2 separate regions of the Homo sapiens genome follow, and region 1 is linked to region 2. Evidence: read pairs that join two places in POLR2A ChIA-PET (ENCODE). Cell type or tissue: Panc1. All regions are shown on one strand.

What was found. ChIA-PET counts read pairs that join two places held together with the same protein. Peaks named below come from ENCODE experiments on the same cell type or tissue, not always from the same donor. Only the 100,000 strongest peaks of a DNase experiment are listed, where the experiment ranks them.
Region 1: POLR2A ChIA-PET joins it to region 2 with 15 read pairs; 5 of 35 experiments call an interaction of 5 or more read pairs at or near these places.

What each region holds. Positions count from the first base shown.
Region 1 is chr20:20,021,393-20,029,392 of GRCh38, forward strand. NAA20 (N-alpha-acetyltransferase 20, NatB catalytic subunit) reads left to right here. Exons shown (of 6, transcript NM_016100.5): 2 at 1,064-1,088; 3 at 4,285-4,375; 4 at 5,392-5,527. Among named protein-coding and RNA genes, the nearest start is that of NAA20, 8.0 kb to the left of the region's middle. In Panc1, no CTCF peak of the experiment used is centred here; no DNase peak of the experiment used is centred here.
Region 2 is chr20:19,880,529-19,888,528 of GRCh38, forward strand. All of the region lies in intron 2 of RIN2 (Ras and Rab interactor 2), which reads left to right. Among named protein-coding and RNA genes, the nearest start is that of RIN2, 130 kb to the left of the region's middle. RefSeq lists an enhancer at 5,212-5,712. In Panc1, a CTCF peak has its summit at 6,339; DNase peaks (open chromatin) are centred at 133, 4,583, 5,537 and 6,254; H3K4me3 peaks cover 4,229 bases; H3K27ac peaks cover 8,000 bases.

The DNA of each region.
Region 1 (8,000 bases), 140 kb after region 2:
CAAATGCTTGAGAATCCCGTTGTCTTTTAAGCAGGACGTTGCAGAATTGTTAAAACAATGCCATTGTTGTCACTGGATTTTGTTTTGTTTTGTTTTCGGAAGTATAGTGATTTTTTTGGTAAAGGTATTTGTGTTAACGTGTAATTGATTTATTATTTTTGAGTGAATATTTAAAATTTTTAAATCTCAGTAGATATTACGCGTATAAACAAAAGTTCTTTGGAGTCTTCAGTAACTTTTTAGCGTAAAGGAGTTCTGAAACCAAACAGTTTAAGAACTGCTGGACTACAGAAATATGATATGACTAGCATTGTTATGGGTCTCAAAGGAGAATTTGACTAGAAATCAGAAGAGAACAGTTGAAAAGTAGCTGGTTTTGAACCTGACAAAATAGTGGCTCCATTAATTGACTAGGGAAGTGAGGGGATGGAGATGGGTTTTCAGAATGCAGATTTGGGAATGGTGTGCTGGGATGTGCTGGTGAGCTGCCCACAGCATCGGAGCCAGGTTGGGAGGCATCCACTAAGAACACGTGATTGAACACATAGGAATGGGGATGGTGGGGACAGGGAGGTGGGAGTGTAGAATAGGAGTGGGGAGCAAAAACCGAGTGGTGGGAGTGACCACATTTAGAGGGTGGAATAAAGGAGCAATTGTCAGGGAAGACCCAGACACAGGCGGGGAGGATCCATGGGGTTGGATGCTGCAGCGGGCGAGTTTGACCTTCTGTCTCTGCGAGATACATCCCTAGTTGGTCTCCAGTTCCATTAGCAATTTATTGCCACTTAGAAAACACAAGATGTAGATTTATTAACTTGAATTTTAAAGAAGCAAGTAGCAGTTAAGTGAAAAAATATGTAAACACCTTAATAGTGGCTGTGACAGCTTATTATGGCTATTAGGTAGATTAAATCATCTGCCTCAGCCCTAAAGTTGGCCTTAAAGTTGTTGATGAAACATGTTTTGTTTTCCTTGTGGCATATTACTGTTAGCTTTAGCAGGCTTATTTCAACTGGTTATTGTAAACGCTGCTTACTAGAGACATTTCTCTTGTTTCTTTCAGTAACTTGGATCCACTTACAGAAACTGTATCCTTTTTTACAAAAAAAAAAAAGTTGAATGAAGATTTACTGAGAATAAAGAAAACAGAAATGAAAGGAAAACAGAGGAGTACTGAAAAGTTTAAAAACTTGTAGGTCAGGAAACATCATAAGCAACACTGAAAGCAATTTTAAAAAGTGAAACTGAGAACAAGAGTTGTCTTAGATCTGCTGACAAACTGTTAATATCATGACTTGGTAGAAATCTGTAACATCATAGCTCCCCTGCCAACCTTGCCCCTCAGGAGTCAGCATGGCTGTATTCACCAGAAAGCACAGTGACTTCAGCAAGGTGGCTGCATAGTCTCCAGTGTGAACAAAGTCTGGAGATAAGCAGTCCCAGGCAGGTGATGCTTCCATGAAGACACCAACAGCCAGGCTCTTTGCAGTTTAAGCACTCTACCCCTCCCAGGGTGGCCGTAACCTTGTTCCAGATGTTGCCACAGCAAACAGCATCACAGCCATGTTTCCGGCAGCAGAAACAGCAGAGGGGGAGGTGAGGGTGTTCTTCCCTTTTAAGAGTACCTTTGGGCCTGTACTCCCAGCACTTTGGGGGGCCAAGGCAGGCAGATCACGAGGTCAGGCGTTCAAGACCAGCCTGGCCAACATGGTGAAACCCCGTCCGTCTCTAGTAAAAATACAAGAACTAGCCAGCCGTGGTGGCTCACTCCGTAATCCCAGCTACTTAGGAGGCTGAGGCAGGAGAATCGCTTGAACCAGGACCCGGGAGGCAGAGGTTGCAGTGAGCCGAGGTTGCAGTGAGCCGAGATCGCGCCACTGCACTCCAGCCTGGGCTACATGTAGAGCGAGACTCCGTCTCAAAAAAAAAAAAAAAAGGAGAGTACCTTTGGGAAATGCCACACAGGCCCGCTCTGTCTCATTGACCAGCACCTGTTTCATGCTTCACCTGTCTACTGAATCCTATCTAGAGTCCAGAAATGTGCCCTGCTTTATAAATTGGGACTTGTTACTAAAGTGAAGGCTTTGAGGTAACAATGAACAGTGTCTATTATTGTCCTAATGGAAAAATGGGGCAAAGATGTGAAGATAGGATACTGTGGTTATGCTGCTGTAACAGATAACCCCACATCTCTAGTGGCTTACAACACAAAGTTCGGATTCTGTGTTATGCTCTGTATCTACTGTAGGTGGGTAGGAGGGTTCTGCTAACCGGTAATTTATCAAAAGAGGGCATATAGGAGCTTAATGAACGTGTTAAGAGTTCAGTCTCATCAGTCAAAAGACATGTAAACTAAAACCAAAATGAGATGCCATATTTTATGTATCAGCCAAGATTTTAAAAAATGATAAACCTCAGTGCTGATGATGGTGAGGTGAGAGGAACATTCTCATAAATTGCTAGTGACAATATAAATTGCTATTATCTTTCCAGAAGGCACTTTGGAAATAGTAATTCCATTTCCTGAAAGCTGAAAATAAGAAGAAATAGAGGCAGTTTGTCAGTGGTTGACAAAATAAGGCCCATAGGCCAAATCTGGCCCACTGCCTGTTTTTGTAAATAAAATGTTATTGGGACACCACGCTGATTAATTTATATTTTTTTCTGTGGCTTTTGCAGTTTGAGTAGTTCAGCAGGGACTGTATGGCCCACAAAGCCTAGGATGTTAACTATTTGGCCTTTTACAGAAAAAGTTTGCTAACCCCTGAGTTATACCATTACAAACATTATTTATTGCAGGAGAGTTACTAAGCATTTGGAATAAGATTCACACACAACAATCAGGAGATGGTTAAGTAAATTAAGCTGTACTGAAGAAGGATTTCAAACATTTTTTTGAGAAACAGGAAATGACCCAGGTGTCCATTGTCAGGATACAGGCTATTTAAGGTGTCTCTTCACATAAAGAAATACTATACAGCAGTAAAAATTAACTTACAGGTGCAGGCAGCAACAGGACTACATATCAGAAACAAAACTGAATGGGAAAAGCAAAAAATCTCTGCAGGTTCATCTGGATTTTTTAAATTACGACTAATGATATCACCACTTTTAAGATTTTTGAAGAATTTTGAATGACAAAAGTTTCACTATATAGGAAGGAAGGATTTTAGGATGCAAATCCGTTTATATGGTGTGCTTCCAGTGACATTTAAAATTTGCAGTGAAAGTCCCATAATCCAGGTGAGCCTATATTTGAAAGTAACCTGTTAGGTCCTAGAGGTCGATGGGAGGGAGGGGTGTCTGGGACTCCTCTGTTAGCCACAGAAGAGATGGTTGTGGTATATGTCAGTGGCTGGCTGGCAGGAAGACTGGCTGTCCTGCCATGTTAAGGGTTGTATTTGAGGGGTATTCAAAATAATGATGGTCCTTCAGAGGAGATTTTGAAGAATTTCGCACGGAACAGGTTTTCCAGGAACTTAAAAAATATATTTATGTGTGATTGATGGTGTCCTCTGATAAATTGCATCAGAAAGTTTATACTAACAAGAAATATATTTTCATCCATTAAAGTACAGAGTAAAAAGAAGAAGAGAAATGTAGGAATGATTACATGTCAGTAAGGATATCCCAAGGTTGAAGAGTGAAGTCATGAGCAAATTATTCAGGCATTTACTGTTAACATAGTTGATTCCTTAAGTCAGCTTTTATCTGCATTACTAGAAATGCAGGATTTGAATCAGTGGAGAGGAAAAACTGGGTAATTAAGTTGGCTCTGGAAGGACTTAGGTTGTAAAGTTATTTTCACAGTCTCATAGCTGAAGTCAAAGTAGGAACTACCCATTAATTTTTCAGTGCAATTATGTAAGCATCAGTGTATTAAGCATCTACTGTGTACCAGGCACCAGGGACAGAGGGAACATGATATTCATAGACTAAGAGGAGGCAGACCGCAAACAAACAATATCAGGTGATAAATGGAGAGACTTAGATATGGTATGGTCAGTAGGGAAGTAGACTGTAGAACTTTGGGGTCCTGATTCTCTGCTTTCTATTAGACAGTGCTATCACCATTCCACACTTGAGGCTATATGTCCAGGCAATTTTGTTAAAAATCAGTGATAACCTAAATATTTCATGTAATGGTATGTATGATTATAGGACTCATACAGAGCTGGGGATAAAGTAACAGTATACTTTTTAAAGGAAACTTTTTTTACAATATCCCTTAATGAAGAACTTTTTACTGTCCATTACTTTTCACACTCCTTAACAGGACTCTAGTATGGGATTCCTTTCTACCTACAATACCTCGCCCACTGGCCAGAGTATTTCATTGTTGCAGAGGCACCTGGTGGAGAATTAATGGGTTATAGTAAGTATAATACCACTAGTATTTTGTGGAGTAGGTAAAGATTTTAATATAGATTTCAACTGATTGCTTTAGACTGCAGAATTGGAATATAATGATGCTTGTAATTTTATTTCCTCTTCAACAATTCAAGAACTTACTGATCTCTGTTTTGGGCACTGTGCTAGGCCCAGGCGATAACGGCAGTGAACCAGACAGACATGGTCTTAGTCTTCTTAAATCTTTCATTCTAAAAAAAAAAAAAATCTTTCATTCTAAGGCCAGGTACAGTGGCTCACGCCTGTAATCCCAACACTTTGGAAGGCCAAGGCAGGCAGATCCTTTGAGGTCAGGAGTTCAAGATCGGCCTGGCCAAATGGTGAAAGCCTGCCTCTACTAAAAATACAAAAAATTAGCTGGGCGTGGTATCGCGTGCCTATAATCCCAGCTACTCAGGAAGCTGAGGCGGGAGAATCACTTGAACCCCGGAGGCAGAACTTGCAGTGGGCTGAGATCATGCCACTGCACTCCAGCCTGGGTGACACAGTGAGACTCTGTCTCAAAAAAAAAAAAAAAATCTTTCATTCTATACTTTTGTTAAATTTCTACATGGTTTATTTAGTACATAATGCAGGCATCATAGCATCCTCATTGAATTAGCATTACTAACAGAACCTTTAGCTCTGAACTATATGTGTACATCCACATGTACCCACATATACCCACACCCATATGAAATGCAGATATTTGAAAAAATACATACTCTGGTTTTTTTTTTTTCAAAATTAGTTGTGTTTTAAGTATATCGTTCTTTTTTGTTCTAATTCTGATTTTAGAACTATTCTAAATGTAACAGATAGTGTTACATTTACAAGTGAATTTCAAATAAAAGCACTAACTGTTAGCTGGATGACCTCAGGTGGTACTTAAAAACTTCTTTATTAGTTTCCTTTGTAATAAAAACATACTGAACAGTAATTCTATATTTATGTGTAAATCAATGTCTAGTTACTGAATGTGATTTTTGTTGTTGTTGGCAGTTATGGGTAAAGCAGAAGGCTCAGTAGCTAGGGAAGAATGGCACGGGCACGTCACAGCTCTGTCTGTTGCCCCAGAATTTCGACGCCTTGGTTTGGCTGCTAAACTTATGGAGTTACTAGAGGAGATTTCAGAAAGGTGAGATTCAGTTTTTCAAATACACTTAGTGATTTGTGGACCCCTAACCATTTTCTTCCCCTTCAGGCTGAATAACTGTCATGCTTTACAGTTCACAGGAATTTCATCTTCCATCTCCAGTAGTCCTTAGAACAATTCTATCACATAGTCAAAGTGATATTGTTTCTATTTTGCCATTGAGGAAATTAAGGCAAAGTGTTGTAGTGACCCGCTATAGGCCTATAAGCTGAGGAATTGGTGCAATTCAGTTCCAAAGGCTAGCTCTCGAGGTTTCTCTTAGTGTTCCTGCCACAGTGGCACACATTCCTAAAATCTGTTACCATTGCTTTGGCATCTGAATAAATTTTTAGCAGTGCTCCTCGGCCAAAAGAAAATAGTTCAGTCTTAAGCAGTTATATTCTAACTGTTTAATAAGTATTTATAGCCTAACAGCTAATAGCCATTTAGAAAAAAAATAAATTGAAAGAAGAAATATTTTCATTTCATTCTTAAATAACTGTGGCTAGCTACCAATGAGAGGTGTGCACCTGTTGGACATTAAATGACTTGGCAGAACCACTTGCATTCCTGTTTCATATTGATTTTCATCTAGTATTTTTTTTTAATCACAGCAACTGCCAGAAACTCAGCTTCATAGAAATATTATGTCATTAAGAGGAATGTAGCATGATCTTACGTTGAATTTGTGAACTACTTCAAACTAGTTTGCCAATATCTGACATGTAAGGTTTTGCTGTTTTCCCTGAACATTCGAAATATCCTTTGGTGGCTGTATGAGTTTGGGACACCTTAGGGCACCTGAGTGCACAGTTTGCGAACTGCCAGCATGGCATTTTTTTTTTTTTTTTTAAGGGACGTGTTGTATATATCAAACCTCTTCATTACTGGAGATAAAAGAAATACAATAAATAGAAGAGAAGGCCCCTCCTCGTATCTTCATTCTAGAAGAGAGATGTTTGTAGTAGCTTCACCTGTTGTCAAGCTGCCATTTCTTTCTCCACTGTAATTTCCTAAAAGTGTGGTAGGAAAGAGAATAGTTGCTGAGAAGGGTTCTTGAGCTTAATTTCTACTTAATTATTAGATTTAATAAAGGCAAGTTTTAAAGAAGTATCTGTGGCCTGACAAAGACTTCAAGCCAAATTAGAGGCAAAGGAGCTCAAACTCATTCAGAGAAGAAATTGTGTTAGCTGAAAAAGAAGTCGGTGCTAATCTTTAAGATTTTTTAAAGTTCTCTCTAGACCAAACAAAGAAGGGAAGAAAATTTTAGCATGATTATAGTTTACACACATTTATTAATGGCATTATGTTGAAAAAAAGTATTTGGCATTATTGTATAGTGAACAGGGAGTTAGAAAGTGGGTTGTTCAATGAGAACACATGGACACAGGGAGGGGAACATCACACACCAGGGCCTGTCGGGGGTGGGGGTCTAAGGGAGGGATAGAATTAGGATAAATACCTAATGTAGATGACGAGTTGATGGGTGCAGCAAACCACCATGGCACGCGTATACCTATGTAACAAACCTGCACGTTCTGCACATGTATCCCAGAACTTAAAGTATAATAATAATAAAAAAAAGCAGGTCGTAACTAGCTATGACCTTGCACATATAATTTAGGGTATTTGTATGATAGATTCTCCCTCTGAGTAGAAGACCACTAAGCTCTCTTCCCTTCCAGTTTCTAAGCCTTCATTATTTTAGACTAGTTGCTAAGATTTAAGTAATCTTCATTTGTAGGCATATATATACATATACACATACATGATACATATACATATGCTTATATACACTATATACATGTATACATAGTGCATACAATGTATACATTAAAAATAGAAACCAAACAAGTAGAGGAGAAGAAAAATTGAATGATAGAAGTCAACTCCAAAGAAGAGAAAAAGGAAATTAAACCAGCAAAACAAAATGCATGAAATAAAATGGTAGCCCAGAATCCAAATATTGTCAGTAATTACAACAGTAAACGTTAATGGACTTAGGACTTTATTTATTTATTATTAGTTTTGGAGATGGGGTCTTGCTCTGTTGCTCAGGCTGGAGTGCAGTGGCGTGATCTCAGCTCACTGCAACGTCTGCCTCCCAGGCTCAAATGATTTTCCTCTCTCACCCTCTGAGTAGCTGGGATTACAGGCGCCCACCACCATGCACGGCCAGCTATGATGACTCTATTTAAAAGACAAAGGCTGTCTGTATTGTTTACAGGAAATATGTGTAAAATATATTAAAATATTTTTAATACAGAAAGATTGAAAGTAAATTTTTAAATTACCTTGCAAATTCTAACCAAAAGAAAGTTAGAATACTTATTAATAATAGTTATAGTTGAATAATTATTACCAGCATAAAAAAGGGTCACTGCATATTGATAAAATATTTAATCAAGGAAGTAACAAGTCTGGGAGTGGTGGCTCATGACTGTAATCCCAGCACCTTGGGAGGCCGAGACAGGTG
Region 2 (8,000 bases):
GGGACCACAGATACATGCCACCATGCCCAGCTAATTTTCTGTAGAGATGAGGTTTTGCTGTGCTGCTGGGCTCAAGAGATCCTTCTGCCTTGGCCTCCCAAAATGCTGAGATTATAGATGTGAGCTGCTGCACCTAGCCGAGAAAGTCATTCTTTAAAAACCCTTCTCTTTAGCCTAGATGACTTCCTTGTAAAATCCTATGCACTTACTCATTCGGCAAACATTTACTGAGCACATACGTACCAGGCAGCACGTAAGGTATTAAAGACACCACTGTGAACAAGCAGATGAGATCTCTAATGTCTGGTTCCATAAAGGAAGATCTTTTCTTCTTCTCTCTTCAACCTCCATAGAAATGGAACCCACTAAGTCTAAAATAACAGACCGAACATATGGCTTCCTTTAACTATTCCCGATGGCAGCATTTTACTTGGTTAAGATGAGAGCCAGAAATATTTCGTGTCCTACTAGTGACAAATAATGTGGTTTCATGGATAAAGCACTGGTTTCAGTCTAGAGATCTAGTTTCTTACTTTTGCTATCTTTTATTACTTAAGTGTATGAAGAATCAAATAAAAGCCACCTCTTCAGAGACCTTGTGGTTTAGAATTAGTGAATTAAATATAGTGGTGACCTGGAATTGGTTCTCCCTGCTCACTAGAGCTGATTGTTAAAATTTCATGAACTTTCCAAGTCTGTTGATGTCACACTGGTAGCTTGAAACCAGCCATGATGGGAGTATTTACACCACAAAATAGGCAAATGCTAAAACCCGGGGCTTTTATTTCCCAGAAAGCCAGTTGTTAAACATTTCCCTGCGCATCACTAACTAAAGGGAAGGGTAAACACCCTGATGGTGAAGGGGAAAGTTTGGAAAGACATCAGCATATACATGGTCAAAATGAAGGAAAAGAAGCAAATTAGTACATGAGATTCCAGGCAAGATGTATCCTAGAGGCTAATTTATTATATAGGGATGATGTTCCTCTCTTTTTCCTTCATAGCACTGGTTGTCATGACATTTCGACCCAAAACATTGTATTTTATTTATTTATTTTTTAAAAGAGACAGAGCCCCTCACAGAGTCACCCAGTCTGGAGTGCAGTGCTGCAATCAGAGCTCACCACAGCCTCAATCTCCTGGACTCAAGAGATCCTCCCTCTTTAGCCTCCTGAGTAGCAGCTGGAATTACAGGCATGCACCACCACACCTGGCTAATAGACTCAGGACATTTTCATGTAACCCTGTGGACTTTGTTTATGTTCTTTACTCCACTAATGACATAGGCTGTTAGTAAACAAAACAAAAAACATTGTAAGAATAAAGAGTATTGTGTTTAGAATTTCAATACTCCATTGCTGGGCCAAAGAATATTCCTAGAGTTTCTGTGGAATTGCTTCTACTTTCATTATTGACTGTCTAAGAATTACAAAATCACTGGTATTGTAGCCATTTCAGAATGAAATGGGTGAAGATGCACTCAACAGAATTTGTGATAGATCCAAACATAAATTGATGAATTTTATCTTGCTTGTAATTTTGGAAAGTGAAAAAAACTTGGTCTGAGAAAAATGATACTGGTAGAAGAAAACCTGATGACAGCTGTCACTAACTACACCCAGTCACACTTGTTATGATGGAACAAGTGACGGAAGCATCAGTCTTACAAAATTCGGACATTCCAAATGTAACCCAGGGAATTTGGAACTTCATAGAAATAATGAAAACAGCCAACACCTCACAGAGCAGGAATCTTAAACAGTAAAGTTTCACGAAGACAAAAATCTTTTTGATCAATCATGTCTCTTTTACAAAGTTTACAAGGAAAGTATTCATCCCTAAAACTATTTTCTATAAAATTAAAATTAAATGAATAGCTATATGAAAAAACTGTCATACCACACACAAAATCCAAAGCTGCCAGATTACAACCTCTAATGAAAAATAATCACCTACATAGACTCTTTTACCATCATGGACAGAGAGCCTTGGAAAAGAAAGCTCTAAACTCAACTGCTAACAGGTTGATGAGTAGACCCTGAGGAAGTCCCAGTGTGTGTGGCTTCTTTGTCCATGGGATTCTGTGGATTACGGGCTGAGGTGGCTTATGACACCTCTGCACTGTATTGCATGAAGTTACTGCACACATATGTTGTGTGACCACTGATCACATGGAGCTTTTCGAGTGAGGAGGTTTGGAAATATTGTTGACCCTTGAACAAAACAGGTTTTCAAACTGCACTAGTCCATGTATACACGGGTTTTTTTCAATAAACATATTGGAAAATTCTGGGGGAGATTTGCAACAATTTGAAAAAAACGCACAAGTTGTGTAGCCTAGAAATACTGAAAAAAATTAAGACAATGCTAGGTATCTTATGAATGCATAACATACGGGTTAATTGGCTGCTTATGTTATCAGTAAGGCTTCTGATCAATAGTAGGCTATTTGTAGCTAAGTTTTGGGGGAGTTAAAAGTTGTACTCAGATTTTTGACGGCTCAGAACCCTTACCCCATCCATTGTTCAAGGGTCAACTGTATGCAGACTTTTCAATGACCTTGCGGGTAGCCAAGGGGAAGCCACCCCTCTTTCCCTGCTCAATCATATTCCAAGTGAGTTGAGTCCATCAGCCCTGAGGCCTGGGCCACCGGTGCAGGAGAAGCCATCAGTCAAGAGAGGAATAAGGGATGCCTGCAGGGGTGGCGAAGAGGGATGCCTCAGGAGGCTAATTCTTAAATGGCCCAAGGGGGAAAATGAGGGCATTGGATAGGAGGTGAGAGAAGCTTCCTACTCCAGAAAGAGAGGACTTTTTTTTTTTTTTTTTTTTTAGACCTGGTCTCTCTCTGTTACCCAGGCTGGAGTGCAGCGGAGCGATAATGGCTCCCAGCACCTTTGACCTCCTGGGCTCAGGCAATCCTCCTGCCTCATCTTCCCAAGTAGCTGGGACCCTAGGCACTCACCACCATGCCTGGCTCATGTTTTTGTTATTATTTGTAGAGACAGGGTCTCCCTATGTTGCCTGGGCTGATCTTGAACTCCTGACCTCAAGTGATCCTCCCACCTCAGCGTCCCAAAGTGCTGGGATTACAGGCATGAGCCACCATGTCCAGTCAGAAAAGGAGGACTTTCTAACCAGCAGAGGAGCCCACCTGTTGCCCTCGGGTGGTCACATGGCCAGTAACTACATGGGCACCAGCAGGGCTTCTGTGGTGTGGACAAGGTGAGAGTTTCTATGAGTCTGTGAACCAGTTTTCCAAGGAAAGAAGGGATGGACTTCCACCAGAATTAACCCCATTTACAGGCCAGTCCTGTAAGTGGTAGAAAGGAGTTTTAACCACCGCACCTCACACCACCTTGTTAAAAAAAAAAAAAAAAGGTTACTCTTAGAAAAATTGAGGCACTGGACATTGTTCCTAATTACATTTTTAAAATACTTTTTAATTTTTTTATGTGAAAGATAGGGTTTCACTATATTGTCCAGGCTGGTCTCAAACTCCTGGCCTCAAGCATTCCTTCTGCCTTGGCCTCCTAAAGTGCTTGGGATTATAGGCATACGGGCATGAGCCACAGCACCTGGCCAACAAGAGTTTTTAAATAGGATTAGGACCAGGCGTGGTGGTTTACGCCTGTAATCCCAGCACTTTGGGAAGCCAAGGCGGGAGGATTGCTTGAGGCCAGGAGTTTGAGACCAGCCTGGGCAACATAGGGAGGGAGACCTGGTCTCTACAAAATAAAAATAAAAAGATGAGTTGAATGTGGTAGCACACACTGGTAGTCTCAGCTATTCGGGAGGCTGAGGTGGGAGAATCACTTGAGCCCAGGAGGTTGAGGGGCAGTGAGCCGTGACTGCAGCAATGCACTCCAGCCTGGGCAACAGAGCGAGACCCTGTCTCAAAAACAATAATTAAAATTAAAATTAAAACACTGTTGTTGAGTAAGGGGGCTGGGAATACAGTTCTTTCCATATGACTTCTTTCTTTCTCGTAAATTAGCTTGTCTTTTCAATGGAAAGTTTTCATGACCTTCAAACTTAAAATTTTTTTTTAAAATGACTGTTGGGTGAGGGAAAACCTGTGTCAAACAGTGATCCAAGACACTTTAAAAATTTCTTTCAATTCACATAGTTCGAATTGTCAAGTCTGATCCTGGAATAACATTTGTCTGTCCAACGTGTAAAATATTGAGTAATACAAAGATAATTATGGAAATATTCAGAGAACTTCCCTGGACCCAGACACAGAGCCACCTCCATTTCCTCCTACCTCTCTTAGAAAAAAACAAAAAGCATTAAAAGGAGAGATGACCTGTCTCCCTGGGAGCTGGTTAAGCGACCAGGCAAAAAAAGTGAGATGCATTTCTTAGATTCGGACTTGACCTGACAGGTCCTCTAGGGTGAGTCACTTTTTCCTATTTCAGTCAATTTGGCTGTAAAATAATTACAATAACGAGGTCTTGTTTACTGAGACTGAAGTCCGTGCTGCCCGGCCTCATTTAACGGCTAGAAAGAAAAACTGAAGGTTGTGATTAGAAAGCTTCTGTAGCCAACCTCATGCAGCACGGAGATGAGAATCCAGGACTTGAGTACACTAAGTGTCTATTAAGTCAGAACTGTGAGTAGTGGAATCCAATATAATTGCTTTTGCTGCTTCTTTTGTGGGTTTGCACTTGTGACCTAAAGTAAATAAAATAGCATAAAATAGGAAGCTGGGGTGGGGGCAAGAGGAGAAGAGATTGGGCCGATGTTGGTCAAAGGATACAAACTTTCAGTTCAGAAGGAGGAAAAAGTCCAAGAGCCGTATTGTGCAACACGGTGACTGTAGTTAATACCAATGTATTGCGTATTTGAAAATTGCGGCCGGGAGCGGTGGCTCATGCCTGTAATCCCAGCACTTTGGGAGGCCGAGGCAGGTGGATCACTTGAGGTCAGGAGTTCAAGACCAGCCTGGCCAACATGGTAAAACCCCACATCTACCAAAAAATACAAAAATTAGCCAGGCATGATGGTGCACGCCTGTAATCCTGGCTACTTGCAGGCTGAGGCAGGAGAATCACTTGAACCCTGGAGGCGGAAGCTAAAGTGAGCTGAGATGGTGCCACTGCACTGCAGCCTGGGTGACAAAGTAAGACCCTGTCTCGAAAAAGAAATACAAGCAAACAAACAAAAAAAAAAACGAAAAGAAAAGAAAATTTTCGAAGACAGGAGATTGTAAGTGCACAAGTGCACTCAGAACAAAAAAAAGCATATGAGGTAATGCATATGTTAATTAGCTTCACTTAGCCATTCTGCAATATGTATACCTATATATATCAAGATGTCATGTTGTATACCATAAATATATACAATTTTTACTGGTCAATTAATAAAATAAAATCCTTCCCCCAAAATAGGAAGGTTACGTTGGACTAAAGAAATTAAGAGAAGAGGAGAGGAGCGGAGGGGATGGGAAGGGTGGGGAAGGGACAGTAGAGGTGGGCGGGGAATAGGCGACGGGGGAGGGCAGAGGAGGGAACAGGCCTGTCCTTAATCCTTCTCAAGCTCTGTATCTTGCCAAGATCTGGCCTGTGGCCCGGCGCAGCAAAAGCTGGGAAAATGCCAGTGACTCAACCCAGTTCCATTGATCAGTGAAATGGAAATCGGGGACTCTGTGTTTCAACCCCAGTCAGCCAGCCCACAGCCAGGGTCCAGGTGGCAGCCTCAGCTCCTGGCCTCAGTGGCTGTCAGTAGAATGGGTTGGGGAGCCAGCCTCCAGCGGTCTCACATAGCAGGCAGGCAGTGCAGCCTGGAGCCCAGCCAGGGGACGCAGGAATCCTTTCTGCTTTTTAAGGACAGACTTTGCTTTACCACAGCAGTCGCTCTTGGGGCCACACGGAAAGCCACCACTGAGTTTACTATAAAGTGACAGAGGCTGGTGTCTCTAGGAGAATGAGGAATAGTCACTTCCTGCCTTTGTCCATTAGCGCCGACCAACGCGACCAGCTCCGTTTACATTCTTTCAGTGGTGTTGTTGAAAGGGCTTGGCAGCTCCCAAATGTTTGCAGTGTCCTTAGTCCTATGAGGGCTGCCTTCTTCTTCTTCTTCTTCTTTTTTTTTTTTTTTTTTTGCTAGCTTTTAGCTAGTATCTGGAAACATCTACTGGACATGTTGGACTCATTTTCTCAAGAATCCACTTTACCCTTCAGGGAAGCCAGGAAAAGAACAAGCTTCCAACCGGTACAAGTCTGGAGGAATTTCACAGCCTCTCAAACTACGGTACCCTTTTTGTTTCTTAGTCTAGCCTGTTACTGGGATGGTTTTAGGATGAAGCTGCTGGGGTGACATCTGTGGGGAGGCATGGGGAAGCGCAGGTGAAGAGAAGTTATCGTTTTAAATGGTATTAAATTGCTGTCAATATTGAGTCAAGGTGTCTAAGGTTATGGTTTGGGGAAGAAAACTATAGCTAACTATAGCTACTACAGAAAGATCTTAAACCAGAACTCTTTTGGGGCCCTGAAGAACTTTTTTTTTTTTCTTTCGAGACAGAGTGTTACTCTGTCGCTCAGGCCAAAGTGCAGTGGTGCGATCATGGCTCACTGCAGCCTCAATCTCCTGGGCTCAAGTGATCCTCCCTCCTGAGTAGCTGGGACTACAGGAGCATGCCACCATGCCCATCTATTTTTTTTTTTTTTAATTTTTTTTAGAGACAGGGTCTCGCTATGTTGCCCAGACTAGTCTCAAACTGCTGGATTCAAGTGATTCTCCTGCCTTGGCTTCCCAAAATGCTGGTCATGAGCCACTGCACAGACCAAGAACTTTGTTTTTCTGGCCAAGGACTTTATTTTTTAAAATAATAATAAGCTATGTACTGTCTGCTTGAACTATTGGATGGCCACCAGCATTTAATCCCATGGGATGTACCTGCTGCTGCACCTGGCAGTGTGTTCCTGTCACCTGCTCTCATTTCCCTCTTGGAGCAGCTTATGAAGGAGAGATGCCACCTGCATCTTTTGAAATGTGATGGATCTGCCTGCCCTGAGCAGAATTCAAACTGGATGGTGAATTGAGGACTGCTGGAGGTTAAAGGGTACACATGAAGTTTTCAGGCAGCTAATTAAAATAAACTAGTACATTTCTGGAACCTAAACTGCTCCAATGCTGTAGGCAAAATTCCCTGTCTGCCCTGGCTCATCAGAAAGAGTTTGTATATGGAAAACTTCAGAACAGAACAAAGGAACTTAAGTCTGGATGAGGAATGAAGTCTTGGCTCTCGTTTAGCAATTCCTGAACTGCCAGGTGACATCAAATCCCCTGCCGAAGAAATGTCTGAAATAAAAAGAATTCCAGACATTAGGCCTGGTTTAAAACAGGGTATGCTTTTTTATTTGTGTGCTTCTGGGTCTAAACAGGTCATGGTTTGCTCCCCAAGGTGACAGTGTGGCTCCCATTCCGTCCCTAGTTCTGAGCATGGCACTGTGATTTCTTTCTGGAGTTGCTCCAACCTGTGGCCTTTTGCTAATGAGTGATGAACCCCAGAACCTGAACTTCTAGAGTCAGCAAAATTGCACACTGCCTTCTCAGGAGGTTTCTGGAACATTGGCCTTCATCCCAGCAGGATCACAAGTGGAAAGAAACACAGGGAAGACCCCGTCAAATCTTTAAAGTGGCCACAGCACGGAGCACTGACACAAAGAGACGATGGTTCTGGAAGGAGGGGTGGGATGCTCTGTGTCACTATTGTTTTCTAGATGGGATTCCGTGCACAGATCATCACAACTCACTGTGAGTGCAAGCAGGGGTGTAAATCGTGGGGCCGAAAAAAACCTTTGTGCAAAGATCCTTGCTCACTCACTGATATGCACTTCTCAGCTATAGATTCATGCTTTTCCACTTGTTGAAACGTCCCTAAATATCGCCCTCAATGTCCTGTTTGTGTCGCTGGCTCTCTGCCACTCAGCTAATAATGAAACAGCCTCAGTGAACCTGCAGCAGCAGCTGCCTTAGCTTCAGTGCCTACCCACCCC